Regions from separate parts of the Homo sapiens genome. Here regions 1, 3 and 4 are each linked to region 2. The links are chromatin loops, found by intact Hi-C in ENCODE. Cell type or tissue: mammary epithelial cell. All regions are shown on one strand.

Region 1 (8,000 bases), 230 kb after region 2:
TTGGCCAGGGTGGACTCCTCAAAAAAAAAAAAAAATTGGGGAGGGCTGGGTGTGATGGCTAACACCTGTAATCCCAGCACTTTGGGAGGCCACGGCAGGCAGATCACTTGAGGTCAAGAGTTCAAGAACAGCCTGGCCAACATGGTGAAACCCCATCTCCACTAAAAATACAAAAATTAGCCGGGCATGGTGGCACACACCAGTAGTCCCAGCTACTCAGGAGGCTGGGGCAGGAGAAACACTTGAATCCTGGAGACAGAGGTTGCAGTGAGCCGAGATCATGCCACTGCACTCCAGTCTGGGCAACAGAGTGAGGCTCCACCTCAAAAAAAAAAATGGGGGAAAAAAACTGAATAAAATATAACGATACAACAATTAAAATAATACAAATTTTAAAAATAATACACTATTTACATGGCATTTACATTGTATTAGGTATTATAAGTAATCTAGAGATTACAAAGTATACAGGAGGATATACATAGATTATATGCAAATATGAAGCAATTCTTTTTTTTTTTTTTTTTTTTTTGAGACAGAGTCTCACTCTGTCACCCAGGCCGAAGAGCAGTGGTGCGATCTCGGCTCACTGAAATCTCCACCTCCCAGATTCAAGAGATTCTCCTGCCTTAGCCTCCTGCATAGCTGGGATTACAGGCGCACGCCACCACGCCCAGCTAATTTTTGTATTTTTAGTAGAGACGGGGTTTCACCATGCTGGTCAGGCTGGTCTCGAACTCCTGACCTCAGGTGATCCACCCGCCTCGGCCTCCCAAAGTGCTGGGATTACAGGCGTGAGCCACCGCACCTGGCATATTAATAAATTTTCTATCAGAGACTTGAGCATCCAAGGATTTTGATATCCCTAGGGTCCTGGGACCAATCCCCTGAGAATACAGTGGGACAACAGTAATAAATCTGTGCTAATTTTTTTTTTTTTTGAGACAGAGTCTCGCTGTATGCCCCAGGCTGGAGTTCAGTGGCGCTATCTCAGCTCACTGCAACCTCTGCCTCCCAGGTCCAATAGATTCTCCTGCCTCAGCCTCCCAAGTAGCTGGGATTACAGGCCTGCACCACCATGCCTGGCTAACTTTTTGTTTTTTTAGTAGAGACAGGGTTTGGCCATGTTGGCCAGGCTGGTCTTGAACTCCTGGCCTCCAGAAATCAGCCTGCCTGGGCCTCCCAAAGTGCTGGGATTACAGGCGTCAGCCACTGCGCCTGGCCAATCTGTGCTAATTTGAAGCTTACATATATAGTATTAAAGCTCAGCTGTTTCCGGGTGCGGTGGTTCATGCCAGTAATCCCAGCATTTTGGGAGGTTGAGGTGGGCAGATCACCTGAGGTCAGGAGTTCGAGCCAGCCTGACCAACATGGCAAAACCCCGTCTCTACTAAAAATACAAAAATTAGCCAGGTATGATGGTGGGCACCTATAATCCTAACTATTCGGGAGACTGAGGTAGGAGAATCACTTGAACCAGGGAGGCGGAGGTTGCAGTGAGCTGAGATCACGCCATTGCACTCCAGCCTGGGCGACATCGTGAAAGTCCGTCTCAAAAAAAAAAAAAGCTAGGCTGGGTGCAGTGTCTCACGCTTGTAATCCTAGCACTTTGGGAGGCCAAGGTAGGCAGATCACTTGAGTCCAGGAGTTCGAGACCAGCCTGGGCAACAGGGTGAAACCCCATCTCTACAAAAATATACAAATATTAGCCGGGCATGGTGGCATATGCCTGTAGGCCCAGCTACTTCGGGGGCTGAGATGGCAGATCATTTGAGCCTGGGAAGTTCAGGCTGCAGTGACCCATGATTGTGCCACTGCACACCGAGCCTGGGCAACAGAGCGAGACATTGTCTCAAAAAAACAAAACAAAAAACCAAACAATTCAGCAATAAATAGAGCCACTATTTAGAACTCAGACGGTGAAATATTTTTTTCAAGAAGTATTTTTTTAACATTGTTTAGAATGTCAATGCAAGGTAATAATAAAAAGCAAACTGACTTTTAGTCATTTTTATCTTGGTTCTTAAATTCTCTACACATGATGCACTTTTATTTCACACATCTGGGGCAGACCCTGCCCATCATCCTACCCTTGGTAGGCCACCGCAAGCCATACTGGAATCCAATTCGACCTGGCAACTGTGGACCAGAGGGGAGTGACAGGGGCTGCCCCTTGGGAGTCGTTCAAGTTTTTAACCCTTAATTCAGAGGATATTCTCAGGTATTACCTCCTACAGGAGGCCTCCCTTTGACAGTCTCTCCCTGCTTGAACCCAGGTCAAATATTTTTCCTTGTCAGGTATGGTGGTATACACTTGAAGTCCCAGCTACTAGGAAGGCTGAGGCAGGTGGGTCCCTTGAGCCCAGGAGTTTGAGTCTAGCCTGGGCAACTTAATAAGACCCTCATCTCTAAAGATTTTTTTAAAAAATTATCCTTTATATTCCCAAAGCACTGTGTGCTTAATTATGTCACTGACCTCGCACTGTATTCTATTTTTTTTTTTTTTTGAGACAGAGTTTCGCTCTTGTTGCCCAGGCTGGAGTGCAACGGCGTGATCTCAGCTCACCGCAACCTCCGCCTCCCAGGATCAAGCAATTCTCCTGCCTCAGCCTCCCAAATAGCTGGGATTACAGGCATGCACCACCACACCCGGCTAATTTTTTTGTATTTTTAGTAGAGATGGGGTTTCTCCATGTTGAGGCTAGTCTCAAACTCCTGACCTCAGGTGATCCACCCACCTTGGCCTCCCAAAGTGCTGGGATTACAGGCGTGAGCCACCGCGCTGGCTTTGTATTCTATTTTTATGTATTCTTCCACTTCTAGGCTGAATGCACTGAAGGCAAAGACCATGTCCTTACCAGCCAAGGGCGGTGGCTCACACCTGTAATCCTAGCACTTTGGGAGGCGGAGGCAGGAGGATCATTTAAGGCCAGGATTTCAAGACCAACGTGGACAAAAAACGAGATCTGTTTCCACAAAAAATTTAAAAATTAGCCAGGCATGGTGGTGTGCACCTGTGGTCCCAGCTACTTAGGAAGCTGAGGTGGGAGAACCACTCAAGCCCGAGGGGTCCAGGCTGCAATGAGCCATGATCACGCCATTGCACTCCATGCCCTGTTGGTCAATTAGAGCTCAATGTTCTGGCCACATTGGGACATGTCTAATACGGCTGTCCCAAAGTGGAGTGGTTTGGGGAAGGGACTGGCAGTACACAGGAGGTGATGTTGAGCTACCTCAGGATATCATGGCCCCTCATGGTGGGAAGGGGACCTTGCAACTAAGACTCTTATTCTGTGTGTTTGTTCAAGGAATACCTTACCCATATCACTAGCCCTAATTTGCAGATGAGGAAATTGAAGCTCACAGAGGTCAGGAGGGTTGCCTAGTTATAGAGTGAGTCACTGGCCAAGTCTAGAGTAGAGCACACATCTCCTGCAGCCAGGACATCAGCCATAGGCCTGTGGTCTGGTCCATGGTGGACCTGGCAGTTCCAACCTCAACTGCCTTGCCAATGTGCTCATGTAACCACCAGGTGGAGCGAGATCGCCATTCATTGGGAAGCAGGGCACAGGCTTCGGGTTGGACTGAATGTTCCTTTGAGAGGGCCCACGGGCACACACAGTGGAGCTGGGGAGTCCTGTTAAAGAAAGATTGTGTGTGTGTTGAGGGGCGGGGGTGTTGTAACAGAGCTGGAGTTCAGGAGCGTTGGCGACTGGGATGAAGAGGGGAGGAGGGAAGGGCATTTTGCTGCCTTCCTCTGGCCCTGCCTAGTCTGGCCCTACTGGGGAAAGGGCAGAGATGGGGAAAGGGAGGGATCTCCAGAGGGGATGGCTTCTGCCTCCACCTCCGCTCTCTTCAGGCTCAGTCAGGGCCTGGAACAGACCGGACATTCCTCAATCTCCAGCTGGAAACCAGGAAATCAGACCTGGAGGCTACCTCCCTGCAGCCTGGGCCAGTTCTTCCAAAGCCCTCACTGCCCCCTAGGGCCCTGCTGTCTCAGAGGAGCCACACTCCAGGCTCCTAAAGGCTGAGTCTCTCCTAGAACTTCTGTGTTCTTCCCTCCTTCCCTCCTGGCTCCTCTTTCCTGAGCTGTGGGATCAGACCCTTCCTGTGAGCACCACATTTGCATAAGAAATTGCTGTCCTGGCTCACACCTGTAATCCCAACACTTTGGGAGGCTGAGGCAGGAGGATCACTTGAGTCCAGGAGTTCAAGACCAGTGTGAGTAATATAGCGAGACCCTGTCTCTACAGGAAAAAATTAAAAATAATTAACCAGGCATGGTGGTGTGTGCCTGTATTCCCAGCTACTCAGGAGGCTGAGACAGGAGGATCCCTTGAGCCCAGAAGGTTGAGGCTGCAGTGAGCCATGATGGTGCCACTGCACTCCAACTTGGGTGACAGAGTGAGACCCTGTCTCAAAGAGAAAAAAAAAAGAAGAGGCCTGGTGCGGTGGCTCATGCCTGTAATTAATCCTAGCACTTTGGGAGGCTGAGGCGGGAGGATTACTTGAGGCCAGGAGTTCAAGACCAGTCTGGGCAAGATGGCGAAACCCTGTCTCTACCAAAAATACAAAAATTAGCCAGGCATCGTGGCATGTGCCTGTAGTCCCAGCTACTTGGGAGGCTGGGGTGGGGGGATGGTTTGAGCCGGGGAGATGGTGGTTGCAGTAAGCCAAGATCTCATCACTGCACTCCAGCCTGGGAAACAGAGCAAGACTCCATCCTCCCCACCCCCCAAAAAAAGAAGAAAGAAAAAAAAAAGGAAATCGCTATCCACAGAGTGCCAAGTCAAGTCAAACTCATGGCCTGTCCCCATCTCTCACCAGGATTGGTGCTCCTGTCTGGACTTCTCACTACCACTCTTCCCCTTTCCTCAGTCCCTTCTCCAGGTGGTAGTCCTGATCATCTTTTCTCAAATTGTTAATCTGACTATGTTGCCCATCTGCTGAAACCTTTCAGGCACTTTCCCAGCACTCTTGTAATAAACTCTTACTTAGCATGGCGCATGGGTCCTTCGTGGTCTGGTCCTTCCCACCTCTCTGACACCATGCTCCCTCTCAATCTCTAGGTTCCGGCTACACTGCCCATGCTCATCATGGGGACTTCACGTGTGCTGTTTCCTCTGCCTGGAATCTCACACCTCTTTAAAAAAATTTTTTTTGAGACAGAGTCTCGCTCTGTCACGCAGGCTGGAGTGCAATGGCATGATCTTGGCTCACTGCAACCTCTGCTTTCGGGTTCCAGTGATTTTCATGCTTCAGCCTCCCGAGTAGCTGGGATTACAGATGTGAGCCACCACACCCAGCTAATTTTTGTATTGTTAGTAGAGACGGGTTTTTCTTTTTTCTTTTTTTTTTTTTTTTGAGACGGAGTCTCATTCTGTCACCCAGGCTGGAGTGCAATGGCGTGATCTCGGCTCACTGCAAGCTCCGCATCCCAGGTTCACGCCATTCTCCTGCCTCAGCCTCCCGAGTAGCTGGGACTACAGGTGCCCGCTACCACGCCCGGCTAATTTTTTTGTATTTTTAGTAGAGACAGGGTTTCACCGTGTTAGCCAGGATGGTCTCAATCTCCTGATCTCGTGATCCGCCCGCCTGGGCCTCCCAAAGTGCTGGGATTAGAGGCATGAGCCACCGCGCCCAGCCTAATTTTGTATTTTTAGTAGAGACGGGGTTTCACTGTGTTAGCTAGGGTGGTCTCGATCTCCTGACCTCGTGTTCTGCCTGCCTCGGCCTCCCAAAGTGCTGGGATTACAGGCTTGAGCCACTGTGTCCAGCTTATTCACTGTCTTTTAAAATTTTAGTTTGGTTTGGGTTTTTTTGTTGTTTGAGACAGGGTCTCACTCTGTTGCCCAGGCTGGAGTGCAGTGGCACAATCACGGCTCACTGCAGCCTCAACCTCCTGGGCTCAAGTAATCCTCCCACTCAGCCTCTTGAGTATGTGGGACTACAGGTGTGCACCACCACATCTGACTATTTTTTTGGTATTTTTTATAGAGACAGGGTTTCGCCATGTTGCTCAGGCTGGTCTCAGGCTCCTGGACTCAAGAGATCCCTGCTCTTCGGCCTCCCAAAGTGCCGGGATTGTAGGAGTGAGCCACTGTTTGTCATAATTGTAATTGTAATTGTACATTTGTTTGTAATATTATTTAATTAATTACTAATAAAGTTCCATGAGGTAAGAACCATGTCAATTTTTGCTCATCTAAAAATCTCCAGCACCTCTGAGCCTGGTACATAATAGATGCTCAATAGATATTTGTTGTTTGTTGTTTTTGTTTTTTGTTTTTTGTTTTTTTTGAGACAAGGTCTCACTCGGTCACCCAGGAAGGAGTGCAGTGGCGTGATCTCAGCTCACTGCAACCTCAGCCTCCTGGGCTCAAGCGATCCTCCCATCTCAGCCTCCCGAGTAGCAGGGACTACAGGCATGCACCACCACACTGGACCAATTTTTGCATATATGTATACATATATATATATGTATATTCTTTTTTGAGACAGAGTCTCGGTCTGTTGCCCAGGCTGGAGTGCAGTGGCATGGTCTCGGCTCACTGCACTCCACCTCCGGGTTCACACCATTCTCTTTCCTCAGCCTCCGGAGTAACTGGGACTACAGGCACCCACCACCACACCCGGCTAATTTTTGTATTTTTAGTAGAGACGGGGTTTCACCGTGTTAGCCAGGATGGTCTCGATCTCCTGACCTTGTGATCCACCCACCTCGGCCTCCCAGCGTGCTGGGATTACAGGCGTGAGCCACCGTGCCCGGCTTATTATTTATTTATTTTTTTTTGAGAGGGAGCCTTGCTCTGTCTCCCAGGCTGGACTGCAGTGGCACAATCTCGGCTCACTGCAAGCTCCGCCTCCCGGGTTCATGCCATTCTCCTGCCTCAGCCTCCCAAGTACCTGGCACTACAGGCGCCCGCCACCACGCCTGGCTAATTTTTTGTATTTTTAGTAGAGACGGGGTTTCACCATGTTACCCAGGATGGTCTCTATCTCCTGACTTCGTGATCTGCCCACCTCGGCCTCCCAAAGTGCTGGGATTACAGGCGTGAGCCACCATGCCCAGCCCTGCATGTATATATTTTTTATTGAGGCAGGCTTCCACCTGGTTGCCCAGGCTGGTCTCAAACTCCTGAGCTCAGGCAGTCCACTCATCTCAGCCTCCCAAAGTGCTAGAATTACAGGTGTGAGCTACTGTGACCAGCAAGATGCTCAATACATGTTCTTTGAATGAATAAGTACATTTATGTTACACACTCCTCTCCATCTCTATCTCCCGAGCATGAGCCTCTATCATCTCTTATCTGCACCTCAGCAATCACTTCTTGGTTTGTCTTCCAGTTTATAATCAAGTTTCTGTCGATCAGTTTTCCACCAAAAAGCCAGAGTGGTCTAATAAAATAGCCTATTTGGCAGGCGCGGTGGCTCACGCCTGTAATCCCAGCACTTTGGGAGACCAAGGCAGGTGGATCCCCTGAGGTCAGGAGTTTGAGACCAGCCTGACCAATATGGTGAAACCCCATCTCTACTAAAAATACAAAAATTAGGCCAGGCACAGTGGCTTACGCCTGTAATCCCAGCACTTTTGGAGGCCGAGGCGGGCGGATCACGAGGTCAGGAGATCGAGACCATCCTATCCCGGCTAATACGGTGAAACCCTGTCTCTACTAAAAATACAAAAAAATTAGCCAGTCATGGTGGCTGGCGCCTGTAGTCCCAGCTACTTGGGAGGCTGAGGCAGGAGAATGCCGTGAACCCGAGAGGTGGAGCTTGCAGTGAGCCGAGATCGCGCCACTGCACTCCAGCCTGGGTGACAGAGCGAGACTCCATCTCAAAAAAAAAAAAAAAAAAAAAAAAAATACAAAAATTAGCCGGAGGTGGTGGTGTGTGACTGTAAGTCCCAGCTACTCGGGAGGCTGAGGCAGGAGAATTGCTGGAACCCCGGAGGCAGAGGTTATAGTGAGCAGAGATCACATCACTGCACTCCAGCCTGG
Region 2 (8,000 bases):
CACGAACCCAGGAGAAGGAATAAGTGTAATGTGTTTTCAGTCACCTAAAAGATCCTCAAACTTAAATGTCAGCTGGATCCCCCTGCCCCAGCCCCATCCTTCTTTCTAGTCCAGCATGTGGATAAGGTTCGGGCTCCAAAGTCAGAATCACAGGAGTTTGAATCCTCAGCTCTGCCCCTTACCAGCTGGCTGACCTTGAGGAGGCATCTTAACCTCTGAGCTGCCTCATGTAGAAAGTGGCCATATGAGGTTCTTACAGCTCAAGGCCTGCAGCTGCATGGAAAGTAGGCAGGGAACCAAGGCATACGGGTGGAATTTGGAGTCACCTTTGGTTTTGAATCCTGGCCCTGCCTCTTAGCTCTCTTTGGGCAAGTCACTTCACTCTCTACTTTAGCTTTCTCGTCTTTAAAATGGGGGTAATAGGACTCACCTGGAAGGTTTGCTGCGCTGCTCAAAAGTAGTTCTGTTTGTAGCCGAGCACGGTGGCTCACGCCTGTAATCCCAGCACTTTGGGAGGCCGAGGCAGGCAGATCACTTGGGCTTAGGATTTTGAGCCTGGCCAACATGGCGAAAACCCATCTCTACAAAAAAATATAAAAATTAGCTGGGCACAGTGGCTCACACCTGTGGTCCCAGCTACTTGGGGGCTATGACGGGAGAATCGCGTGAGCTGGCGGGGCTGAGGTGGCAGTGAGGCAAGATCGTGCCACTGCACTCCAGCCTGGGTGACAAAGTGAGTCCCTATCTCAAAAAAAAAAATAGTTCTGTTTGTTAAAATACAGTTAACTCTGCAAGTGTAATTTTTTCTCCCTTCTTTTTTTTATTTTTTTATTTTTTTGAGATGAAGTCTTACTCTGTCGCCCAGGCTGGAGTGCAATGGCACGATCTTGGCTCACTGCAACCTCTGCCTTCCAGGTTCAAGCAATTCTCCTGCCTCAGCCTCCTGAGTAGCTGAGACTGCAGGTGCCCACCACCACGCCCGGCTAATTTTTTGTATTTTTAGTAGAGACAGGGTTTCACCGTGTTAGCCAGGATAGTCTCTATCTCCTGACCTCATGATCCGCCTGCCTCAGCCTCTCAAAGTGCTGGGATTACAGGCATGATCCACTGCGCCCAGCCTCTCCCTTCTTATTGTTATAAACTCATAGGTCATGTTCCCAAACCATTACGCACTTTCCACCCTCAGAATATTGATGTCTATGAAAATATACCAAGAAAAATGACAATAAATGTATTTTTTTCCAGGTATCCATGTTTCTAAAGGACAAAGTTCAGAATAATAACGGTCGCTTTGTGTTGCCGGTGTCCGGGCCTGTTCCTTGGGGAACTGAAGTTCCAGGACTCATCAGGTGAATTCCCAACAATGATCAGAGCTATGTTTGGGGTGCTAGGAAATCAGCACATGGGCCGCACACGGAATGCCGCACTGCCAAGCCACTCACAGTCTGCCCAGCCCTTCTCTTTCTTCAGTAAAACAGCTATTGAAAAAGTCAGGTTCTAATCCCCACCTTGTCACTTAGTAGAGGGACTTGAGGCAAGTTACCCAGTTCCCCAGGACTAATTTCCTCATCTGTTAAATGGTTACTGTGTGGATGAATAAGATAATAGTGCTCTAACGTGCTTACAAAGCAATTGGCACATACATATGCTCAATAAATATTATTATTGTATTATTATTATTATTATTACAACCAGCACCTTTATCTTGAAGGAGAGCATGTATTCCTTTTTTGTTCTGTAGTACAAAGAATAAAGAAGCCTCCAGGACTACCTAAGCTTGGAGAACATTCCATCATGTCATACTTTGTATTGTAGAATGTTCAACAACAAAGGTGAAGAAGTGAAGAGGATAGAATTCAAGCATGGTGGAAACTATGTCCCTGCACCCAAAGAAGGTTCTTTTGAACTTTATGGAGACCGAGTCCTGAAACTGGGAACTAACATGTAAGCAAATTCTTCTCTGAGTGAATTCAAGTCCAAGGGAGGTCACTTCATTTAAAAAAAAAAAAAGAGAAACAGCCAGACTTCTGCTATGAAAATCCCTGCCGACAATAGGAGTAATTTCCCCTTAGGTACACTGCATACAGAGGCCTGACATTTCAAAGGGCACCCAGGAACGCCAAACATAAGGCAACTCAACAGAATGAAAAGATACATGATGTTCAATAGCCATGCAAGAGAACTAGCCAAAATCTGTGTTGCAGTGGAAATCCAGAAAGACTTATCCGTTCTGTAAAGCTGCATATATTTTCAGTGATGCGTGTTACTCTTCACAAGAGGAGGCATTGCCACCCAGCCTCCCCAGGTGTTTTTCTTTAGGAAGAAGTGAAATGTGAATGGTTAACACACACTCAGTTGCATTCTGTACCCACAGCACCTTTCTGGATGCTATTTAATGTCTCAGAATAAAAGCTACAAACTATGCTTACGAGTTAGAGAGAAGTCCGTGGAAAGGGGCTGGATAATGTCACCATTTTCTGTTGACACACCAGGTACAGCGTGAATCAGCCTGTGGAAACTCATGTGTCTGGATCATCAAAGAACTTAGCCTCATGGACCCAGGTGAGCTTCTGCCTTCCTTGCCTACCCTCACAGCTTCTCTCTAGATACGGAAGTCTACATAAAGAGAGGTGAGAACGCTTTAGATTTCGGATCTAGCCAACATTTCCCCTGTTGTGTGCAATCTTCTCCATTCCACCTTACGAGTACACAGGTTTTAATTGTAGCTTTTCATGGAGACTTCCAGTGATCTCACTAATTAGGTAATTTTAGGCTTGGCTCGGCCACCATAATTAAGAGGAACCACACACCAGGACATATGCAGTAGCGTAGTACCAGTGCCATTAGGTCCGTGATTGCTGACATCAGCACTCGTGTGTATTCTGATCATTAAAACATTTCTTTTTAATGTTTCCCTCTATAGCACCGTGGTAGCTAAGTCAGAGTGGGGGGTTTTAGTTTCTCTGAATTCCATCCTTAGAAGTTTTCGCTGAACTAGCTCCCAGCTAGCTGTAGGAGAGATCACAGAATATTAAATTATTCAGCAAACATTTATTAAACTGCTTCTATGGGCTGGGGACCCAGGGACACGAAGCTGACGTAGATGTGGTCCCATCTTGAAGGGGCCTGTGGTACCCTGGGAAAGACGGTGAAAGAAACAACTCAAATGAGGTGGAGGAAGGGCTGGCTGGGGATCCTGCACAAAGTGCTGTGCCAGAGGAATTCATGTCTGTCCAGTGGACAGGGATCACAGGGATCAAGAAGGCATTTCAGAGGCGGGGATATTGAAGTGGGGCTCTAGAGTAGGTAAACTATGAAACAGCAGAGAGGGAGAAATGGGCACACGGACCAAGGTGACAGAGGGGCAAGAGTGTTCCCGGGAGGAGGATGGCGGTGTCTCCCACGAGGCTTACGTAACGGATCACAGTATCATGGAGGCTTGCTGGCAGAGACTCGCCTGGACAGGACCCTGGGGCCTGACCAGGAAGGGTGGTAAACAATTTGGGCTTTGTTCTTTCGACAGGAGGCAGAGGGCTTTGTTTCAAGCCAGGGAGAAATGAGACAAAAACTGCATTTAGGTAACTGGTGGTGGAGTGAGGGGAGAGGCAGAACAGGGGAGGCCAGGCTACAAGGAAGAGGGGTACAGGATGAGGCAGGATGAGGACTGTGAGAGGAGGGAATGGACTCGAGGGTGTGTTCCCGGCCGTCACCACCTGAGGGCAGTGTGGCAGCGCCTCTGGAAGGAGACTGGACTGAGGCGACTTGTAAATGCTGAGGGAAACCGATTGACAGGAAAGGAAGCCATACACTTCTTCAAGGAGGAAGGTAGTGAGAGGAGAAACGTGGATCCCTGGGGCTTCCACTCTTGCGGAAAGTATGAAAATCTCTGGTTTGCAAAGTTGCTACATTCCCTCTGCTACTGACGTGATTGTTTTTCTTTTGGTTAAGGCTGCTTTCTACACTTTATTTGGACCCAGAAATAATTTAAATAGCAATTGTTCTACCTTATTTTATAATACCTACCTGTGTCTCTGAGGTTTTAGCAGGAAATGTGATTGCCTTCATGTGGCTAAAAATCATGCAACTGTTTCTGCAGGAAAGCATTGCTCCAAACCCTCTTGCTAAAGAAGAGCTGAATTTCTTGGCCAGGCTGATGGGAGGGATGGAGATTAAGAAACCCAGTGGCCCTGAGCCCGGATTCCGGTTGAATCTCTTTACCACCGATGAAGAAGAGGAGTATGTTTTAAACCTGTTTCGTTAAAGACATATAAAAATCCCAAGCATGACAAGAACACAAAATGACTATTACAAACCAGTGGCACTTATAAATATTTGTGTAAATATCACAAATAAAATACCAACAAATTTAATAATCTAAATAGCCCACCAGGATGAAATGGCCTGAATCTTCCAGAGTCATTCAAAAAAAGAGATGGGGCCGGGTGCAGTGGCTCACGCCCGTAGTCCCAGCACTTTGGGAGGCCAAGGCAGGCGGATCACAAGGTCAGGAGGTCGAGGCCATCCTGGCTAACATGGTGAAACCCCGTCTCTACAAAAAAAAAAAAAAAATTAGCTGGGTGTGGTGGCACGCACCTGTAGTCCCAGCTACTCGGGAGGCTGAGGCAGGAAAATCACTTGAACCCGGGAGGCAGAGGTTGCAGTGAGCCAAGACTGCACCATTGCACTCCAGTCTGGGAGACACAGCAAGACTCTGTCTCAAAAAAAAAAAAAAAAGAGACGGTGTGATGGTGCGCACCTGTAGTCCCAGCTACCCACGAGGTTGAGGCAGAAGGATCGTCTGAGCCCAGGAATTTAAGGTTAAGCAAGCTGTGATCATGCCACTGCATTCCAGCCTAGGAGAGAGAGCAACACCCTGTCTCTAAAAAATGATAATAAACAAAACAAAAAAAGAGTTATAATGTTTTACTTATCAGAGAACAGCTGAATAAGCAGTGTTAGAAGCCAGGATGACCAGATTAAGACAGTGTGTTAAGAAACCAGAGTGAGGTTGGAGCTTGATTTCCCTGTATTAGACAGTATAACCCAAAACCAACAGCAATAGTAAATCACCCACGGTGATTTATAGTGCTTTACAGTTTACAGAGCACTTTTGCATGCATTATCTCATGTGATCCTCCTCAAAACCAAGTATTTGGCGTGAGTGTCACCTTTCATTGAACTATTAATAACTTCTTTTGTTTAATTCTGTGTGACAGGTACTATGTAAAGTCCTGGGAATGCAAAGATGTAAGACCTAGAGCCTGTCCTCAGGAAGCTCTCAGCTTAGTGGGAGAGTGAACGTGTACAGATATAAGTTATTTCAGTGCTGTGTCATGAATGCGCTAATTGAGGACAGTGACTGACTTTGCACTGGCAGATTGAAGGAGCTGGCATTTGATCTAGGTCTTGGAGTTTGCCAAGCAGAGGAAGGGAAGAAACATTCTTGGCAGGGCTTATAATGTGCAAAGTCACAGAGAGATAAAAGAACTTGACTTTCTAGGTCGTAGGGTACATTGGTGGGAGATGGGGTAGAAAGTTTAAGAGAAATGGCAGATGAGGCAGAAAAAATAGGTTGCCAACTGATCAAGAGCCAGTTTGCCATGCTGGCAGGGAAAGAACCCTAATGTTGCACCCATTTTCTTTACCATCTCATCCAGACAAGCAGCGCTAACCAGGCCAGAAGAGTTATCCTATGAAGTTATCAACATACAAGCCACCCAGGTACGTACAGGGGATAACACAGGGTCCAATCGTATTCGCTTCCTCATCTTTTTTTTTTTTTCTTGAGACAGGGTCTCGCTCTGTCACCCAGGTGAAGTGCAGTGGCTTGATCTCAGCTTACCGCAACTTCCACCTCCCAGGTTTAAGCAATTCTCATGCCTCAGCCTGCCGAGTAGTTGGGATTACAGGTGCCCGCCAATATGCCCAGCTAATTTTTTTTTTTTTTTTGTATTTTTAGTAGAGGTGGGATTTCACCAAGTTGGCCAGGCTGGTCTTAAACTCCTGACCTCAAGTGATCCACCCGCCTTGGCCTCCCAAAGTGCTGGGATTACAAAGGTGAGCCACCGTACCCAGCCTCCCTTCCTCCTTTCCTCATCTTATATAACGTTGAACTTCAGAGACCCTCTTTTTCAAGCAGGATTCAGACTACAATATAGCTGTTAAGTGCTGTATTGTCATTCCCCCTGCTCAAATTAAAGTTGTTTCTTAACTATACCCATCTGCTATTCTGTAGCAGCCAGGGATGCTTGGTCACATACATGTTGATTAAGAAAAAAAATATATAGACCCTCTTCTTCTCTCTGATCAGCCTGTAACTACAATCCCTTTTCTGACAAACAGGTGCGCAACTGAAACATATCAGTCATGGGACAAAAAACTAAGTGCCTAGTGCACAAAGAGGCGGCCTGCCAGCACAGCCTCTTCATGCCCTTTTACCTCTCATTTCCCTCATAGGACCAGCAACGGAGCGAGGAGCTGGCTCGAATCATGGGGGAGTTTGAGATCACGGAGCAGCCAAGGCTGAGCACCAGCAAAGGGGACGATTTGCTCGCCATGATGGATGAGTTATAGCTGTTCTGACCAGGCGTCCTCTGCCCCCAGGGAGAGGCTGCTGGATGGTGACCCCTGGGGAATGCCCCATGGCCCAGAATGATGCTGCTAGTTTTCTACTGAGTGAAGCCATTACGTCTATTTCTTATTTATGTTGTAAGGAACTGTGTGAGTCTCCCTTGAGGAGCACTCACTCTTGAAGGCACACACATACACATATTTTCAGTGAAATATATTCTGACTTTTAAACTTGACCTTTCCCATTTTATTCTTAATTCTGTGGCAGCCACCAAAAGCCTCCTGAGCCATAGGTTTGAGCCCCAGAGTGGGTAAGGGGTCACCCCTACTGTCATTTTCAGGATTACTATTTCAGCTTTCCTGTGGGGATCTACAAAGGCCTGTAAACATTAACAAAATCCTTGGCTTTCTGGGATACATTCTGCCTGTAGGCAAGCTTGAAATCAATGACTGTTCGAGGCAGTTGCCATAAACAGTGAGGGCTCAGTGTAAAAGACCCTCTTCTCCATGGCTCACTAGGAACTGTAACCTCAGAGGAAGAGTAAGCAAGGCCGTGACAGGGAACACTCAGCTGGCCCCAGGCAGGACATGCCAGCATCTGTACTTCCCGCACGTCCGTCTATCCATGCGGTGTCAGTTTATCCCATACTGACATGTATACCAAGAGAATATTTTCTTCTTTTCAGCATGACATGTACTCCTTACCCCCAGGGTCTTCCTCTACCCCTGAGTGTGCTTTGCCTTCTAAAGACACCCAGCATAGGCCGGGCACAGTGGCTCAGGCCTATAATCCCAGCACTTTGGAAGGCTGAGGTGGGCGGATCACGAGATCAGAAGATCGAGACCATCCTGGCTAACACAGTGAAACCCCATCTCTACTAAAAATACAAAAAAAATTAGTTGGGTATGGTGGCAGATGCCTGTAGTCTCAGCTACTCTGGAGGCTGAGGCAGGAGAATAGCATGAACCTGGTAGGCAGAGCTTCCAGTGAGCCTAGATCGCGCCACTGCACTCCAGCCTGGGTGACAGAGCGAGATTATGTCTCAAAAAAAAAAAAGATACCCGGCAGGATGCACTGTGACATCGGTCTCCTCTGCATCACCGTGAGTCACCAAACAGCACCCTAGATTGGGTGCATGGGAGGCACGTGTGGTATGCACCTTTCCCTTCTGCATTCTAGCTGAGCCGCTTCCCTGGGCGGGAGCAGACTTTGCAGGATGCAGCAGGAGGCCAAGTCTCACTGGAATCCATGTAAAATGTCTCCAGCCAGGGCTGCCCTTACTGCTTCAGAAAGGCGCAGCAGCCCTCTGCCATAGGCTCCTTCCCAGGACTGAGTAACTGGCAGGTTCAGACCCATTCAATCCTATGGAAGGAATATCCAGAATGGCAGAGGGCTGGAGAGAAACTAAGTTGAGCTGGACATTGCCTGA
Region 3 (8,000 bases), 140 kb after region 2:
CTGTTTTGCTTTTATACAACTCACATTTGGAAATACAAGTCTAAAAAGAGACTTCAAATTTGCTTCAAGTCACCTAGAAGATCTAAATACGAAATATACTGTGAACACAAATAAAAACAAAATACATGTTAATGGGGGAGAGGGTGACAGCAGCAAAAATCATCATTCTCTTTCTTATGGAAAAGCAGAGCTCATGCTCAAGTCTTCTAAAGAGATTCACAGTCCTGGCATGGAACAAAACTTATGTTTTAAAATAGACTTACTTGGGAGCTACACTATGAGGACCCAAAGGCATAAGAATGACATAATGAACTTTGGGAACTCAAGGAGAAGGATGGGAGGGGGCAAGGATAAAAAACTACACACTGGGTACAGTGTACACTGCTCAGGTGATGGGTGCACCAAAACCTCAGAAATCACCATTAACAAACTTATCCATGTAACCAAACACCACCTATTCGCCCAAAAACCTATTGAAATAAATAAATAAATAAATAAAATAAAACAGACTTACTGAAGGCAAGTACAGATTCAAAACATCTCATCTGTACCATTAATGCAGAAAGCTTAATCAAGTCAAAGTCGTGTTAATACAGCCAAGAAGAATCAAGGGATCAAAAAACATGCTAAATACGATAAAAGAAAAAAAAAGGGGGAGCCACTTGCTGGGTTAGTCCCTCTTGACCACAACCTGGTCCCAGTGCAACTTCCCTGTAACCTCTCTGCCATCCCAATCCATCCAACCATACAAACAAAGATTCATGTTCCAACTCACCGTGTCCCCCAGGGGAGAAAGACGGAAGCACTGTCATGTCCTCTCCTAACACGCAGCCGTGTTGGCTTCTACTGGGACATACACCCACCTTGTGGTTTTAAAACAAGGCCTTCCTGGACTATGCCTTGGCCTTTCCCATTCTGCCCAGTCTCCTCAACTGGAGGGTATTGAGGGTGCAGCTCTTCACCATGATAGGCTGATGCAGATCGAACATAGTAGATGGTGGGTGCTAGAGGGTCTAAGAGCTCCAATGGCCATTCATTTTGGCAAAGACCATACTTTTTTTTGATAGCTGACCCACAAATCTCTACTGTTCTTTGGCTTACATTGGTAGAATCCAAGGCAAATTTTAAATGTGAAAACATCATTGCAGAGTAGTCTAAAGAAAGTTTATGCTGCAATACAAATTCAGGAAGGTAGGAAAGCTAGAGTTAACCTAAAGGTTTCCTTGGGTGATGCTTTTAATGTTTACTAACGAAAAGTCTAGGAAATAGGGATTACCTTTTACCATTAATCAGAGCTCTAACTTAGATCACATTACAATTAAACTGCCAGCTAGTGAGATAAAAACACAACCAGGCAGGGGAAATGAGATACTTGCCTCTTTGTATAGGCTGCTCCTCCTGAAGCAGCACTCTCCTCCTTCTGAGATGAGCCATATGTGGAGCCAGTGGATGGTGGACTCTTACCCACAGGGCTCTTTTTGGATGGACTCAGGGACCCAGAACCATGGTCGAACTGACCTTGGTGTGTCCCAGACTGATACCCGGCACCACTCGGCAGAGTTGAGCCCATCTGGGATGTGCTGGAAAGTGGAGGACTAGGTTTTGGCACGGGGCTAGGACGGGGTGACCGCCGCCTCACCACCACAGACTGGAGGGGGCTTTTGAGAGCTGGGCTTCGCTCCCGAGGACTCAGCTCAGAAACTGCTGAGGCCCGTGATGCAGAACCAGTGCCGTAGGTGGCATCTGGCCATGGCTTCGAGCTCTCAGATGCTTTTGTATCTTGAGAGGTGCCTCCAGAGAATGTCTGCTCCTTGGCCTCATCTCCCTGGTTATCCCCGGCAGCCTGAGATGGCCGGCTATCCTTAGAAGAGGACTTTTTCTCCTTTGCAGACTTGCGCTTAGAAGATTCAACTCGGCTATGGTTGGAGGAAGAACGGGAGGATGAGGAGCGCCTTGACCGGTCAGAAGACGACTTATCAGAGTTTCTAGAATGGCTCCTGGACCTTGGTGAAGGGGACCTTCTCTTTGGGGACCGGGATCTTGAACGGCCTCGACGAGGACTGTATGCTTGCCGGTAATTCTGCCAATTTGAGCGGTAGTTTCCATAGCCTCCTCGGTTATATTGGCCCCATGGATAAAAGCCTCTGTTACGCCCACGGAAATAATAGGGCCTTCTATAGCCTCTGTTGTGACCTCGGAAATCCCGATTCTGATATACTCTTGGGTGGTTTCTTTCTCTGTTATGAGCTGGAGAATATGATCTGGAACGAGACCTAGAACTGGAATGGAAAGGAAAGAGACAAATGTTTGAATTTTTGACACAAGCATTTTTATTCAAGAAAAATCTGTTCTGAAATCCCTGCCCTTATGTGTCATTCACTTTCAGTTTTGTTTTCAAAGCAAGGGCACAAATATTTAATCCCACTACGTATGGCCCTTACTAAGTACAAAAACATGGATAAGAATCATTTGAACAAGTGATGAAACACAGGTCACTTCATTCATATTGCAGCACATTTAAAATGGAGGTGTACTTCTACAGTGACTGAAAAACTATCAACATTTTCTTAAGGTAGTAAACCACACAAAGACCATTTTAATATACCATAATAATAGCTTACAGTTTCACAGGCACGGGGATTTTAACAGGGCTCCAGGTCATTGGAAACGAGAGAAAAACTGTGAGCTGTGGTACCTAGACAGGTACTCTGACCCCTATCTACAATGTGGTAACACTCCACACCCTATCCTAGTCAGCTCTCTCCCCCTTGTGCGGGATGAACTTCTTAAGATACCACTAAGGCTTGGGATCGTTAAAAGTATAGTTACAACAGGTACACACCAAAGAAAACTTGGGAGAATGCATCTGCTCAAAGCTTAAAAGAACTTACTAAAATCACATAAGCAAAACATAAAATATTGTTTTTTAAAATGGAAATGGTCTGACTACTTAGGTCATATTTCTGTGGCTGAGCTACATGATCTTAACTAGGTGCCACAAGAGGGCACTATCGGACCATAAAGTACCCAAGGACGCATGAAGTTAGCAAAGAGTAACTAAAAAACACCCCCACCCCGGTGTGCACAGAAGGCTAGTGTTGTGTTCTTCTCCATTTAACAATATATAACTCTGGTAGAGCAAGATGAATTTCCAGAACCACAGAGACTTGATAGTAACCTAACTGTACATTCCTGAGTGTCAGGCTTGTCAATGATGAGAAACTTTGTTTCCATCAAAAAGCCAAAAATTACGTATGTTGGTGTAAAAACCCATTGGGGTTCTTGGATCCACTTTTCCTATCTACTATGATATAGATCATTGACATTAACCACTACTCCTAAGCAGCTGGCTACAAATAAGTAAAATTTACTAGAAAACTCTTTCAAATAATATTTTCTTTACATATAGAATAAAAACTCTTCAGTTAATCAGCAGGCTTTCTCATATCTGACTGGGAACAGATGCATTTTTGTTTTTTCCAAATAACTCCAGTTAGCAAATATACTAGTTTCTTTTCAGGATTTAACAACTAAACAAAACAGTATTTTTAAGAAGAAAGTACATTCAATTTAATCTAAAGATAAAGTGGGATTGGTTTTCCACTATTTATTGCCCACTGTACTCAGATTTTTTTATCTACACCATGAATAAGAGCAACTGGCAAAGATATATCTTACTGCTGGTTGTTATTGTAATTAAGTACAATTAAAAAAAAACTTACCTTCCACACTTTTCATTTGAAAACAGTAACAATATAAGAAAAGAAGGGAGAGGCAGATGCAGATTATGAAAGTGAATACAACCCGATTAAAGGGCTATGCTTGAGGGAGGTGATCCACCACCAGCACTAAGGAGGGTTTAATTCATGTTCCCATCCTCACAGGCTACTGCTGCTTCTGTTACCAATTACTAGTGAGGGCCCTGGGCATACTGCATCCAAAACTCACAGTCATTGCACAGATGCAGGAAAATGAGTCTCTGCAGATTGCAAATGAAGTTATTTAAGAGATGTCACTTAAAAGGATACAGTCTGTGAAATACAAGGAAATAATCAATTTTCTCCAATTCTGTAGAACTCAGCAGTTAGTTAATTTAAAGGCATGGTTTCTCAAACTCTCTGGATAGATACTTTCCTTGCAGGAGAGGGAAAACAAAAGAAAAAACCATGAAACAGATAAGCCAGAAATAAAAACTGAACATCCAGTGGCAAATTTATCTGTTTCTAAAAACAGAGAAGTCAGATTACAATCAATTATAAAAGCATACTTTCTAGTGGAGAAATTCCTCCAGAAAAGTCTCTTCTAGGTATATGATAGCATGTAAAGTGTCTCTAGACCTACCCCAGCACATACTGCCTTCCTAAAATATTTTTTCCTCATTTGCCAAGTCAGTGAGCAAGTGCCAAATGATTTGCAGAACAAGGAGAAAAGAACTGCCCGGAATTCCAGCTGTCATAAATACTTCAGAGTTGGTTAACATTTTTCAATTCAATTTTGTCTCTCAGTTTTGGTTGCATAGCCTCTTGGTGTTGAACCAATTATTTAGTTTCTTCTAGTTACTAGATTAAATTTTAAAAAGGTATCTTTCATAACCAAATGAGCTAAAACTGAGGTTTAAACTCCCTAAATCAAGATTCTGGGTACAGGGTAGGAGTTACTAAGAGTCTTGCTGGTCCCATGGCTTTAAAAGCAATTTCCTGAGGTAAATAAATTTAGGGTTTCCCTTTTCAATATTTATGCATACCTGCTTTTTCAGGCTGGCTTCTCATAGACTCCATTTAATATCTACCTTGTTTTTGTTAAATGGTAAAAAAACAAAACTACTAATCCTTTGTTTAATAGACCCCTTAGAAGTACTATAGGGCTCTGGAAATCATCAAGAGTAAAAGTTTAATCACTGACTTCTGAGGTTTATTTTAAATGTCGTAATCAATTCATCTAAGACAAGGATTCTAGATACTCATCTGAAATAAACAGCTAATCAATTCATCTAAGACAAGGATTCTAGATACTCATCTGAAATAAACAGCAGGGGTTCCAAGTGTCAAACATGACAAATCATCTCCTTGCTAATGTACTTGTGGGAAAAAGAATGAAAATGTACAAAGATTCCTCTTCAGCACACCAATTTAAATACACCAATATTTCCCAAACTCACATATAGAAACTTGTTATTTACTGAAAGCTTCTTATCTATCCACAAAAGAAAGTTTAAACACTTTTAAAGAATGAAAAATCCAACTCACAACACACCAAGAGAGGAAAGACGCTGGAGGTTTGGCATCCTATTCCAAGACATAATTAAAATAGGGAAATCCACCTGAAGGTGTGAAAACTGACTGAATTAGGAAATACTGGCAATAAATTCAAAAGAACTGTGCTCATATTCAGTAAGATAAAGTGATGTTTTCAATAGCGATTTTTAAAAAGTTTTAAGATACATTTACTAAACAGATGCAGCTTGTTAGTAATTGGCACATTGTATACAAATTACTCCTGATAAGTTTCTGTAAGTTTATTTTAGTGAGTTGAAGCTTCTTTTCCTTGCCATGTTGTTCATATTATTAATCCTCTTAGCTATCCTTTCTTTGCAGTGATGCACATAAACTTTGGTTCAAGCCTTCAAAAATAATTTGGTGAAAAATAATCAGCTATAGAGATTTGAAGCAAGCAGCTCAAATAAAAATAAAATGTTCTTTCTTCCAAAGTGGGTGGGAAATACTATGTGCTGGCAGAGGAAAGGAATCAGGCAATCAGCATGGCAGTCAAAGCTGATCTGGATTTGTAGTTTAAAGAGACCTGGAATATCTTATAGCCCAACCCTGCACCTCAAGCCAACCCCCCAGTCCATTTGACACTCACAGGAAAAGTCTAACAAAAGATCTTCAAACATCCACATCGACTGATGCAATGATTATCTCAATATACAAAGTCACACCCCCTTACCTCAGCCTGCGCTTCCTTGAACGAGAGAGAGATCGGCTTCGGGACCGAGACTTCGAAAATGAACGAGAACGAGATCTTGATGCAGATCTTGAGCGAGAAGAGCGAGATCCAGACTTGGATTTGTTTGTTTTTGACATCTCTGAAGAGAGGATCACTTTTCAATTACACCTAATGTAAGAAAATGCATTAGAACAAATGAGTGAGTTCCTTTGCAAATGTGAACCTCTTTGGACATTTTAGAAACACATTTCTTTTAATCTGGGCAACTTGAGAAGACCCCATATCTACAAAAAAAAAAAAAAAATTTTTTTTTAATTAGCCAGTCACAGTGGTGCGTTCCTGTAGTCCTAGCTATTTGAGAGGCTAAGACAGGAGGGAGTGCAAAGTTACAGTGAGCTGTGATCACACCTCTGCACTGCAGCTCTGGAGGAAAGAGCAATACCCTATCTCCAAAAAAAAAAAAAAGAGAGAAAGTGGCTGAGCACGGTGGCTCACGCCTGTAATCCCAGTGCACTGGGAGGCCAAGGTAGGAGGAGGACTGCTTAAGTCCAGGTGTTCAAGACTAGCCTGGGCAACATAGCAATATCCCGTGTCTACAAAGTTAAAAAAAAAATTTTTTTTTTCTTGAGATAGGAGTTTTGCTTTTGTTGCCCAGGCTAGAGTGCAATGGCTTAATCTCAGCTCACCACAACCTCCGCCTCCCGGGTTCAAGCAATTCTCCTGCCTCAGCCTCCCAAGTAGCTGGGATTACAAGCATGGGCCACCATGCCCGGCTAATTTTTTTGTATTTTTAGTAGAGACAGGGTTTCTCCTTGTTGGTAAGGCTGGTCTCGAACTCCCGACCTCAGGTAATCTGCCCGGCTCGGCCTCCCAAAGTGCTGGGATTACAGGCGTGAGCCACCGTGCCTGGCCTACAAAGTAAAAACTTTTAAAATTAGCTGGATGTAGTGGTAAGGGCCTGTAGTCCTAGCTACTCCAGAGGCTAAGGTGGGAATGGCCTGAGGCCAGGATTTTGAGACCAGCCTAAGCAACATAGGAAGATTCCCCCACCTCTACAAAAAAAACAACTGTTTAAATAAAATAAACTTTAAAAACAGAAAGTAACATTAAAAAAAAAAAAAAGATGAAATGACTGATTTTTAAAAACCACTCTGCTCTTTCATCAAAAGGAATTTCTTAGTAGTACAAATCCCAAACAGACCAAGCCACAGCAGCAAATGGAAAACCTGACATGTAACCCTAACTGGGTAATACTGTAAGAGATGACCAAGAATGAGGGTGCTTATTAATTTTGGTGCATGCAGTCTTTTCTCAGTAAGCAAAGAAGCTTTGAGACTAAAGTCAGCTGTTAATAAAAGTAATGAGGAGATGTGAGACAGGTTTCCTAGTTCCAAGAGAAGAAACCGCATGCAATTTAACTTAGTTACAGAGTATGTGGCACATCTAGTCATAAAGAACCATCAATTTGTTCCAGCTCTTTATTACAAAAGAGTCAGCTGGGGGCGGTGGCTCACGCCTGTAATCCCAGCACTTTGGGAGGCTGAGGTGGGCTGATCACCTGAGATCAGGAGTTCAAGACCAGCGTGGCCAACATGGTGAAACCCCATCTCTACTAAAAGTAGTGGCGGGTGCCTGTAATCCCAGCTACTCAGGAAGCTGAGACAGGAGAATCTCTCGAACCCAGGAGGCAGAGGTTACAGCGAGCCAAGATCGCGCCATTGCACTCCAGCCTGGACGACAAGAGCAAAACTCCGTCTCAAAAAAAAAAATAAATAAAAATAAAGAGTCAACTTTCTTTCAGGGTCATTTTCCCACCAAGAAACAAATAGTCTTTTTCCTTTTTTCCCCCTCCAGGAAAGAAGAGCGCCTCTAAGTTGCCCTGAGAGGTTAACGCCTGGTCTACAAGGTATACTTCTCTCCTTTATACTCTATTAGCGCCTTGGACATCTTCCCAGCAGTAAAAACTTTAAGTGCTAAAGTACATGTCTATCAAAGACAGTAAGAGTAAGGAATCTATCAAAGATCACAAAGCTAATTAATAGCCAAACCAGGCC
Region 4 (8,000 bases), 320 kb after region 2:
CTGGGTGACAGAAGCAAAACTCTGTCTCAAAAAAAAGAAAACAAAAAACAAAAACACAGATGTGGGCCTCACGCCTGCAATCCCAGTACTTTGGGAGGCCGAGGTGGGCAGATCATGAGGTCAGGAGATCGAGACCATCCTGGCTAACACAGTGAAACCCCCATCTCTACTAAAAATACAAAAAATTAGCCGGGCGTGTTGGCGGGCGCCTGTAGTCCCAGCTACTTGGGAAGCTGAGGCAGGAGAACGGTGTGAACCTGGGAGGCGGAGCTTGCAGTGAGCCGAGATCACACCACTGCATTCCAGCCTGGGCAACAGAGCAAGACCCTGTCTCAAAAAACAAAATCAAAAAAACTTTCTGGCTGGGCATGGTGGCTCATGCCTATAATCCCAGAACTTTTGGAGGCCAAGGTGGGAGGATTGCTTGAGCCCAGGAGTTTGAGACCAGCCTAGGCAACACAGTGAGACCCTGTCTTTACATAGGCATGGTGGCATGTGCCTGTTGTCCCAGCTACTTGGGAGGATGAGGTGGGAGGATTACTTGAGCCCGGGAGGCCGAGGCTGCAGTGAGCCATGATTGTGCCAACTGTATTCCAGTCTGGGCAACAGAGTGACACTGTGTATCCAAAAAATAAATAAAATAACAGCTTTAGGCTGGGTGCAGTGGCTCATGCCTGTAATTCCTGCTCTTTGGGAGGCTGAGGCAGGCGGATCGCTAGAGGTCAGGAGTTCAAGACCAGCCTGGCCAACATGGTGAAACCCCATCTTTACTATAAATACAAAAAATTAGCTGGGTGTGGTGGCAGGCCCCTGTAATCCCAGCTACTCAGGAAGCTGAGGCAGGAGAATCTCTTGAACCTGGGAGGCAGAGGTTGCAGTGAGCTGAGATGGCACCACTGCACTCCAGCCTGGGCAACAGAACAAGACTCCATCTCAAAAAAAAAAAAAAAAAACAAAAAACCAGCTTTATAGATATAATTCACACATCATACAATTGGCCCATTCAGTGTACAATTCAGTGTTTTTTTTTACTGTGTTCATAGAGCTGTGCAATTTTCACCACAATCAATTTTTGAACATTTTCATCTTCCCTAAAAGAGTTTGAGACCAGCCTAGGCAACACAGTGAGACCCTGTCTTTACATAAAATAGAAAAAATTAGCCAGGCATGGTGGCACGTGCCTGTGGTCCCAGCTACTTGGGAGGCTGAGGTGGGAGGATTACTTGAGCCCGGGAGGCCGAGGCTGTGCCCATTAGTCGTCACTTCCCATCTCTTCCCCACCCCAGCCTTAGGCAACCACTGATCCACTTTCTGTCTCTATGGATTTGCCTATTCTGGCCATTTCATATAAATGGAATCACACAACATGTACATTCCATATCTCACTTTTCACTGTTTTCAAGATTCATCTGTGTTGTAGCAGGTGTCAGGACTTCCTTCCTTTTATATATATATATTTTGAGACCAGGTCTCCCTCTGTCACCCAGGCTGGAGTGCAGCTCACTGCAACCTCCACCTCCTGAGCTCAAGTGATCCTCCCTCTTCAGCCTCCTGAGTAGCTGGGACCACAGCACGCCCACACCCAGCTAATTTTTTGTTTGTTTGTTTTGTAGAGATGGGGTTTCACCAGGTTGCCCAGGCTGGTCTCAAACTCCTGGGCTCAGACAATTCACCCACCTCTGCCTCCCAAAGTACTGAGATTACAGGCGTGAGCTGCTGTGCTTAGCCTATTTATAGATATATTTTTAAATTTGGGGTTTTGCTATGTTGCCCAGGCTGGTTTTAAACTCAGGGCTCAAGTGATCCTCCCACCTCAGCCTCCTGAGTAGCTGGGACTACAGGTATACACCACCATGCCCAGCCTGTACTTCATTCATTTTCATTGCCGAGTAATATTCCATTGTATGGCGATACCACATTTTATTTGTCCATGGACATTTGCGTTGTCTCTACTTTTGGCTGCTGTGAATATCGCTATTATGAACATTCACATATAGGTTATTGTGTGGACATCCTCTCTCATTTCATGGATGAGGAGACCTCCTGCCCAGGCTCCCACAGCTGGGAAGGGGAAGGGGAAGGCTGCCTGGCTGGTTCCAGAGCCTGTGCTTCTTCCTCACCCAGGCTTTGTTCTCTGAGTTGAGCCAAATGCTGTGACAGGCATAGGTCAGGGCACAAAGAAATGAGGCTTTATAGAGGAAGGGATGACAGCCTCCCAGGGCCATAAAAGATGAGTAGAGGAGGAAAATAACATTGCAGGCAGAGAAATAGCAGGCGCAAAGGCCAGAAGTGTTAAGGTGCCCGGTGCCTGGGAACTTCAAGTTCTGGTTTACTGGGTGGAGGTGTGGGGAGGTGAGGGGCAGAGAAAGGGATAGCAGGCAATAGAGTTGGAGACACAGGCACAGAGTAGGTTAGAAAGGCCTTGAATGCAGGCCGGGCGCGGTGGCTCATGCCTGTAATCCTAACACTTTGGGAGGCTGAGGCAGCCGGATCACCTGAGGTCAGGAGTTCGAGACCAGCCTGGCCAACATGGCGAAACTCCATCTCTACTAAAAATACAAGAATTAGCCAGGCGTGGTGGCACACACCTATAATTCCAGCTACTTGGGAGGCTAAGGCACGAGAATCGCTTGAACCCGGGAGGCAGATTTTGCAGTGAGCCAGGATGGCGCCATTGCACATTGCACTGGGCGAGCAAAACTGTCTCAAAAAAAAAAAAAAAAAAAAAAAAAAAAAAGCCTTGAATGCTATGCTAAGCGCCATAGACTTGATCCCAAAGGCGAGTGGCAGGGAGTCCAGAAGGGCATCAGCAGAAGGTGCAGTCAGACAGACCTAAGACAAATCCCATCTCTGGCTTCCTCAAGACTTTTGCTTTAGTTTTATCATCTGGAAAATGGAGATGACAATAATAATAACTTGTTAAAGTGTTCTGAGCATTAAGTGAATTCATGTCCCTAAAGAGCTCAGCCTAGTGCCTGGCAGAGAGCTGGCCCAGCAATGGAAATGGGTGTTGACATCCAAGAGTTTTTAGCAGGGGAGGTCAGACTGCTCTAAAAGGCACGCCCGGCTGCAGAGAGTGACTGGCTGGTTTTGAGGAGGCTGCTGTCCTGGGGAGGCTGGGCTCTCGGAGATGGTGGGGGTGATGAACAGCCACAGGCAGGGTCTGAAGAAGTTTAGGAGGTGGCTTATGCAGACCCCCGCGACTTTGAAAATTGCTTGTGAATAATATCTAAATTCGGAATTGCTTCTCAGCCTTTTGACTGAAATCTCCAGTGTAATCTCTAAATTCTGATCTTTTGGTGACCCCGGGCCTAGTGCCAAACCACCCAGGGCTGGCTTGATGACTTTCTCTGTTCTTCTTTGCAGCACGTCCACGGACGCCATGCTGGGGACTCTGACACCCCTGTCTTCGCTGCTGCTGCTGCTACTGGTGCTGGTGCTGGGGTGTGGGCCGCGGGCGTCCTCTGGTGGCGGGGCCGGTGGGGCGGCGGGCTATGCCCCAGTGAAGTACATCCAGCCCATGCAGAAAGGACCTGTGGGACCGCCCTTCCGTGAGGGCAAAGGCCAGTACCTGGGTGAGAGCCTCCTCACCCCACAGTGCCTCAAATCGCTCCCAGCCCCCAAATCCCCTGCCTCCCTGAGAGCCATCAGATCCTCAGGCGCCCTCCACAGCTCCTCATTCCCCACCAATTTTCCTACCTTCAGTGTTTTTCCTAATACCCCAGAGGGCCTGGAAACGGTGCAGTTAGCTGGCACAGGTGGTCTTCCAAGGGGGAGATGAACTGGGAAGTTGGGAGGTGGGGCTCTGCTCCCACGGGCTCTAAGGTGGGCTGCTGGTGCCACCTGGTGGCCACTCCACCTTCAGGTCATGCAGGGATGAGAGGTGAGAATCAGCCAGGCTCATGGAGGAGGCCCAGCCTAGGTAGGTTGGGTGTTAGGAGCCCTTAAGGAGGACACCCTGTTGCCCCCAAGATGTCCCCTGGGCCACCCCCAAACCCCATCTTCCATGAGAGCAGGAAGGGGCAGCCCCATTCTTCCTCTCCCGTGTACCTCATACTGGAATGGGGGAATGGGTAGATGGGGTCCCCTGTCCCCACAGTTCAGGCCCCTGACTGCCCCTTTCTCTTTCTTTCTCAGAAATGCCTCTACCGCTGCTGCCGATGGACCTGAAGGGAGAGCCCGGCCCCCCTGGGAAGCCCGGGCCTCGGGGTCCCCCTGGCCCCCCTGGCTTCCCAGGAAAACCAGGCATGGGAAAGCCAGGACTCCATGGGCAGCCTGGCCCTGCTGGGCCCCCTGGCTTCTCCCGGATGGGCAAGGCTGGTCCCCCAGGGCTCCCTGGCAAGGTCGGGCCACCAGGGCAGCCGGGGCTTCGGGGGGAGCCAGGAATACGAGGGGACCAGGGCCTCCGGGGACCCCCAGGACCCCCTGGCCTCCCGGGCCCCTCAGGCATTACTATCCCTGGAAAACCAGGTGCCCAAGGGGTGCCAGGGCCCCCAGGATTCCAGGGGGAACCAGGGCCCCAGGGGGAGCCTGGGCCCCCAGGTGATCGAGGCCTCAAGGGGGATAATGGAGTGGGCCAGCCCGGGCTGCCTGGGGCCCCAGGGCAGGGGGGTGCCCCCGGCCCCCCCGGCCTCCCTGGTCCAGCTGGCTTAGGCAAACCTGGTTTGGATGGGCTTCCTGGGGCCCCAGGAGACAAGGGTGAGTCTGGGCCTCCTGGAGTTCCAGGCCCCAGGGGGGAGCCAGGAGCTGTGGGCCCAAAAGGACCTCCTGGAGTAGACGGTGTGGGAGTCCCAGGGGCAGCAGGGTTGCCAGGACCACAGGGCCCATCAGGGGCCAAAGGGGAGCCAGGGACCCGGGGCCCCCCTGGGCTGATAGGCCCCACTGGCTATGGGATGCCAGGACTGCCAGGCCCCAAGGGGGACAGGGGCCCAGCTGGGGTCCCAGGACTCTTGGGGGACAGGGGTGAGCCAGGGGAGGATGGGGAGCCAGGGGAGCAGGGCCCACAGGGTCTTGGGGGTCCCCCTGGACTTCCTGGGTCTGCAGGGCTTCCTGGCAGACGTGGGCCCCCTGGGCCTAAGGGTGAGGCAGGGCCTGGAGGACCCCCAGGAGTGCCTGGCATTCGAGGTGACCAGGGGCCTAGTGGCCTGGCTGGGAAACCAGGGGTCCCAGGTGAGAGGGGACTTCCTGGGGCCCATGGACCCCCTGGACCAACTGGGCCCAAGGGTGAGCCGGGTTTCACGGGTCGCCCTGGAGGACCAGGGGTGGCAGGAGCCCTGGGGCAGAAAGGTGACTTGGGGCTCCCTGGGCAGCCTGGCCTGAGGGGTCCCTCAGGAATCCCAGGACTCCAGGGTCCAGCTGGCCCTATTGGGCCCCAAGGCCTGCCGGGCCTGAAGGGGGAACCAGGCCTGCCAGGGCCCCCTGGAGAGGGGAGAGCAGGGGAACCTGGCACGGCTGGGCCCACGGGGCCCCCAGGGGTCCCTGGCTCCCCTGGAATCACGGGCCCTCCGGGGCCTCCCGGGCCCCCGGGACCCCCTGGTGCCCCTGGGGCCTTCGATGAGACTGGCATCGCAGGCTTGCACCTGCCCAACGGCGGTGTGGAGGGTGCCGTGCTGGGCAAGGGGGGCAAGCCACAGTTTGGGCTGGGCGAGCTGTCTGCCCATGCCACACCGGCCTTCACTGCGGTGCTCACCTCGCCCTTCCCCGCCTCGGGCATGCCCGTGAAATTTGACCGGACTCTCTACAATGGCCACAGCGGCTACAACCCAGCCACTGGCATCTTCACCTGCCCTGTGGGCGGCGTCTACTACTTTGCTTACCATGTGCACGTCAAGGGCACCAACGTGTGGGTGGCCCTGTACAAGAACAACGTGCCGGCCACCTATACCTACGATGAGTACAAGAAGGGCTACCTGGACCAGGCATCTGGTGGGGCCGTGCTCCAGCTGCGGCCCAACGACCAGGTCTGGGTGCAGATGCCGTCGGACCAGGCCAACGGCCTCTACTCCACGGAGTACATCCACTCCTCCTTTTCAGGATTCTTGCTCTGCCCCACATAACCCGCGGGGGGGGTCCTGCTGCCCTGGCCTCCTCCCCTTTAGTGGTAGAGCGACCTTTTCAATTACAAAGAACCTCCTGGAAAAAAAAACAAAAGCTGAACAGAGGCGGCCGTGGCCTTGGCCCGAGGAGACTAACTTGCTTTCTCCCTGCATGCAGGCTGAGATTGTTTCTGGAAGGGGCTGGCCTGAGTTTCTTTCCCCCAAATGTCTGTGCAGTGTCAGGGCTGCACCCCATAGGCCCTGAGGCACACAGCCCAGCCCCTTGTGAGTCCTGGCCTCTGCTGGGCCCTGAAGGAGCTGAGAGGGAGCTCAACTCCCCACCCCGCCACGTGGGGAGACAGCCCTTCCCACTGGCTCCCTGATGGCACCTGCTGGAGGAAAGGGGCACGGCCTCCCTCACAGCCCTTGGCTGGGGCTCCTCCAGCTCCCCCTGGGACCTCCAGCATATGACAGTGGACTAAGGACTGTGGGGTTTTCCTCCAAGGGGAAGGGAGAAGAGGGGACCATCGAGGTGGCGAGTGTGGACACCCTGCCAGGACTGCAGCCCCCATGGTGATGCTGTGGCATCAGACATGTCCGTGGTGGGCACAGTGCCTGTTGCCCTGGGAAAGGGCAACCTCCCTTTCACTGCTCCAGTGGCAGCCATGGGGAAGGCAGTTTGTGAGGGCTTGGGGCACAGACCTGGGGCAGGAGGCAGCTCTTCACGTTCATCCCTGTCTCTCCCGGGCTGCCCCCGCCAGCTCTGGCTGTTTAGCTTGAGGGCAGCACAGAGGCCCCTGGGACACCTACAGGCCAGAAAGATCAACCTCTGTGAAGTGTCTAGAAGTATCTAGTGCAGATGGTGGCGGAGGCAGAATCGACCATCAGCAAACATGAGCACTCTTCCCTTTCTCCCCTTCCACCTGCTGCGGGCTGGGCTGGTTTTCTCAATACAAAATTGTAAGAGGATCCTTGTCACCCCAGCCAGGTATCCCCAAGGCAGAGCACCTCTCGTTTGGCCCTCTGAACAAGGTGCACGCGAGCTGGGGGATGAAGACGGCTCCCACTTCCTTTTCCTTAATAAGAACCATATGGTGGGTGTATGTGTGTACAAGAGGGGTTCATCTGTGGGGGCTTCCTCTCCTTCCACCCTCTGGTTCCAATTTCCTGTTCTAAGCAGGACTAGGGCCCAGGAGGCTAAGGCTGGGAGAGAAAGGGTGCCAACAGGTCCCTTGGGAATGAGTTGGCTCTGGACGTTTCTGCCCTGTTCCCCGATCAGAGCTCCTCTGCAGGAAACAGGCAGGATGCCCCTCCCAACCCCTCAGTCCCTACGTCAAGCGGAGTGGATAAGGCTGAGATGAGTGCTGGGAGTGGTGGACATTCCTGCTCGTGCAAAGATGGCCACTTTCCCCGCAGCTGCAGGGCCTCGCGCTCGGCCCTCGCCAGGCCAGCCCCACTCCTTGTACCAAGTGTGAACTGGGGTCATTCGGTCTGTGATCTCGTTGCACTGCTCCAAGTCTGGCTGTGTCCAGGCGGTCCATGTTGAAAATGGAGGATGGCTGCTGACTTCTGACTGGCTGAGCAGTGGGTTCCTTCAGGTTCCTTGCCAACCCTCCTCCCCTGCCCACAACTTCTCCAAACAAAGCAGGCTGTTTGCTCACTTCTTCAAAAGGAGGAATGATAACCCAAATCTGCCCAAGTGACACTTGAGAAGGTTTTGGCTGGGGTTCCTGGTGGATTTCTTACTACCTAACGCCCAAGAAAACCAACTAAGGACTCTCAAACCATACCTGGTGGGGGTTCTTCGCTCAACCTCTTCTTCCCTAGGTCAAAGCCACTATCATCTGATGTGTTAGGGATGGGTTCTGATTGGCAGAAATTAATCAGCTCCCAATGGGAGCCCACGGAACTAAGTAGGGTCCCAAGAAAAAAAACGGGAGCTATTTCACAGAGCTGAGCTTCTGC

What was found. Hi-C counts contacts between places; a loop is a spot of excess contacts. Peaks named below come from ENCODE experiments on the same cell type or tissue, not always from the same donor. Only the 100,000 strongest peaks of a DNase experiment are listed, where the experiment ranks them.
Region 1: a loop joins it to region 2, with 8 times the contacts of the local background. A loop is called at or near these places in 5 of 110 quality-filtered maps.
Region 3: a loop joins it to region 2, with 4 times the contacts of the local background. A loop is called at or near these places in 10 of 110 quality-filtered maps.
Region 4: it touches region 2 in a loop (11-fold over the local background); 72 of 110 quality-filtered maps call a loop at or near these places.

The regions. Positions count from the first base shown.
Region 1 is chr1:36,183,875-36,191,874 of GRCh38, reverse strand. No RefSeq gene overlaps it. Among named protein-coding and RNA genes, the nearest start is that of MAP7D1, 32 kb to the right of the region's middle. RefSeq lists an enhancer at 3,320-4,018. In mammary epithelial cell, a CTCF peak has its summit at 3,528 (motif pointing right); a DNase peak (open chromatin) is centred at 3,574; H3K27ac peaks cover 842 bases.
Region 2 is chr1:36,416,712-36,424,711 of GRCh38, reverse strand. OSCP1 (organic solute carrier partner 1) reads left to right here. Exons shown (of 10, transcript NM_145047.5): 5 at 1,246-1,349; 6 at 1,816-1,944; 7 at 2,493-2,562; 8 at 4,097-4,236; 9 at 5,658-5,721; 10 at 6,457-6,806. The coding sequence ends at 6,573. SNORA63C (small nucleolar RNA, H/ACA box 63C) reads left to right here and starts at 6,134; the gene lies at 6,134-6,264. RefSeq lists an enhancer at 2,975-3,474. In mammary epithelial cell, a CTCF peak has its summit at 3,719 (motif pointing right); a DNase peak (open chromatin) is centred at 3,721; H3K27ac peaks cover 456 bases.
Region 3 is chr1:36,280,647-36,288,646 of GRCh38, reverse strand. It overlaps THRAP3 (thyroid hormone receptor associated protein 3), which reads right to left. Exons shown (of 12, transcript NM_005119.4): 3 at 5,947-6,114; 4 at 1,377-2,279. The coding sequence starts at 6,083. Among named protein-coding and RNA genes, the nearest start is that of SH3D21, 22 kb to the left of the region's middle. In mammary epithelial cell, a CTCF peak has its summit at 3,004 (motif pointing right); a DNase peak (open chromatin) is centred at 3,016.
Region 4 is chr1:36,095,625-36,103,624 of GRCh38, reverse strand. It overlaps COL8A2 (collagen type VIII alpha 2 chain), which reads left to right. Exons shown (of 4, transcript NM_005202.4): 3 at 3,367-3,575; 4 at 4,138-8,000. The coding sequence starts at 3,383. The coding sequence ends at 6,056. Among named protein-coding and RNA genes, the nearest start is that of ADPRS, 11 kb to the right of the region's middle. RefSeq lists a silencer at 3,433-3,562 and an enhancer at 5,643-6,151. In mammary epithelial cell, CTCF peaks have their summits at 3,843 (motif pointing left) and 6,459; no DNase peak of the experiment used is centred here.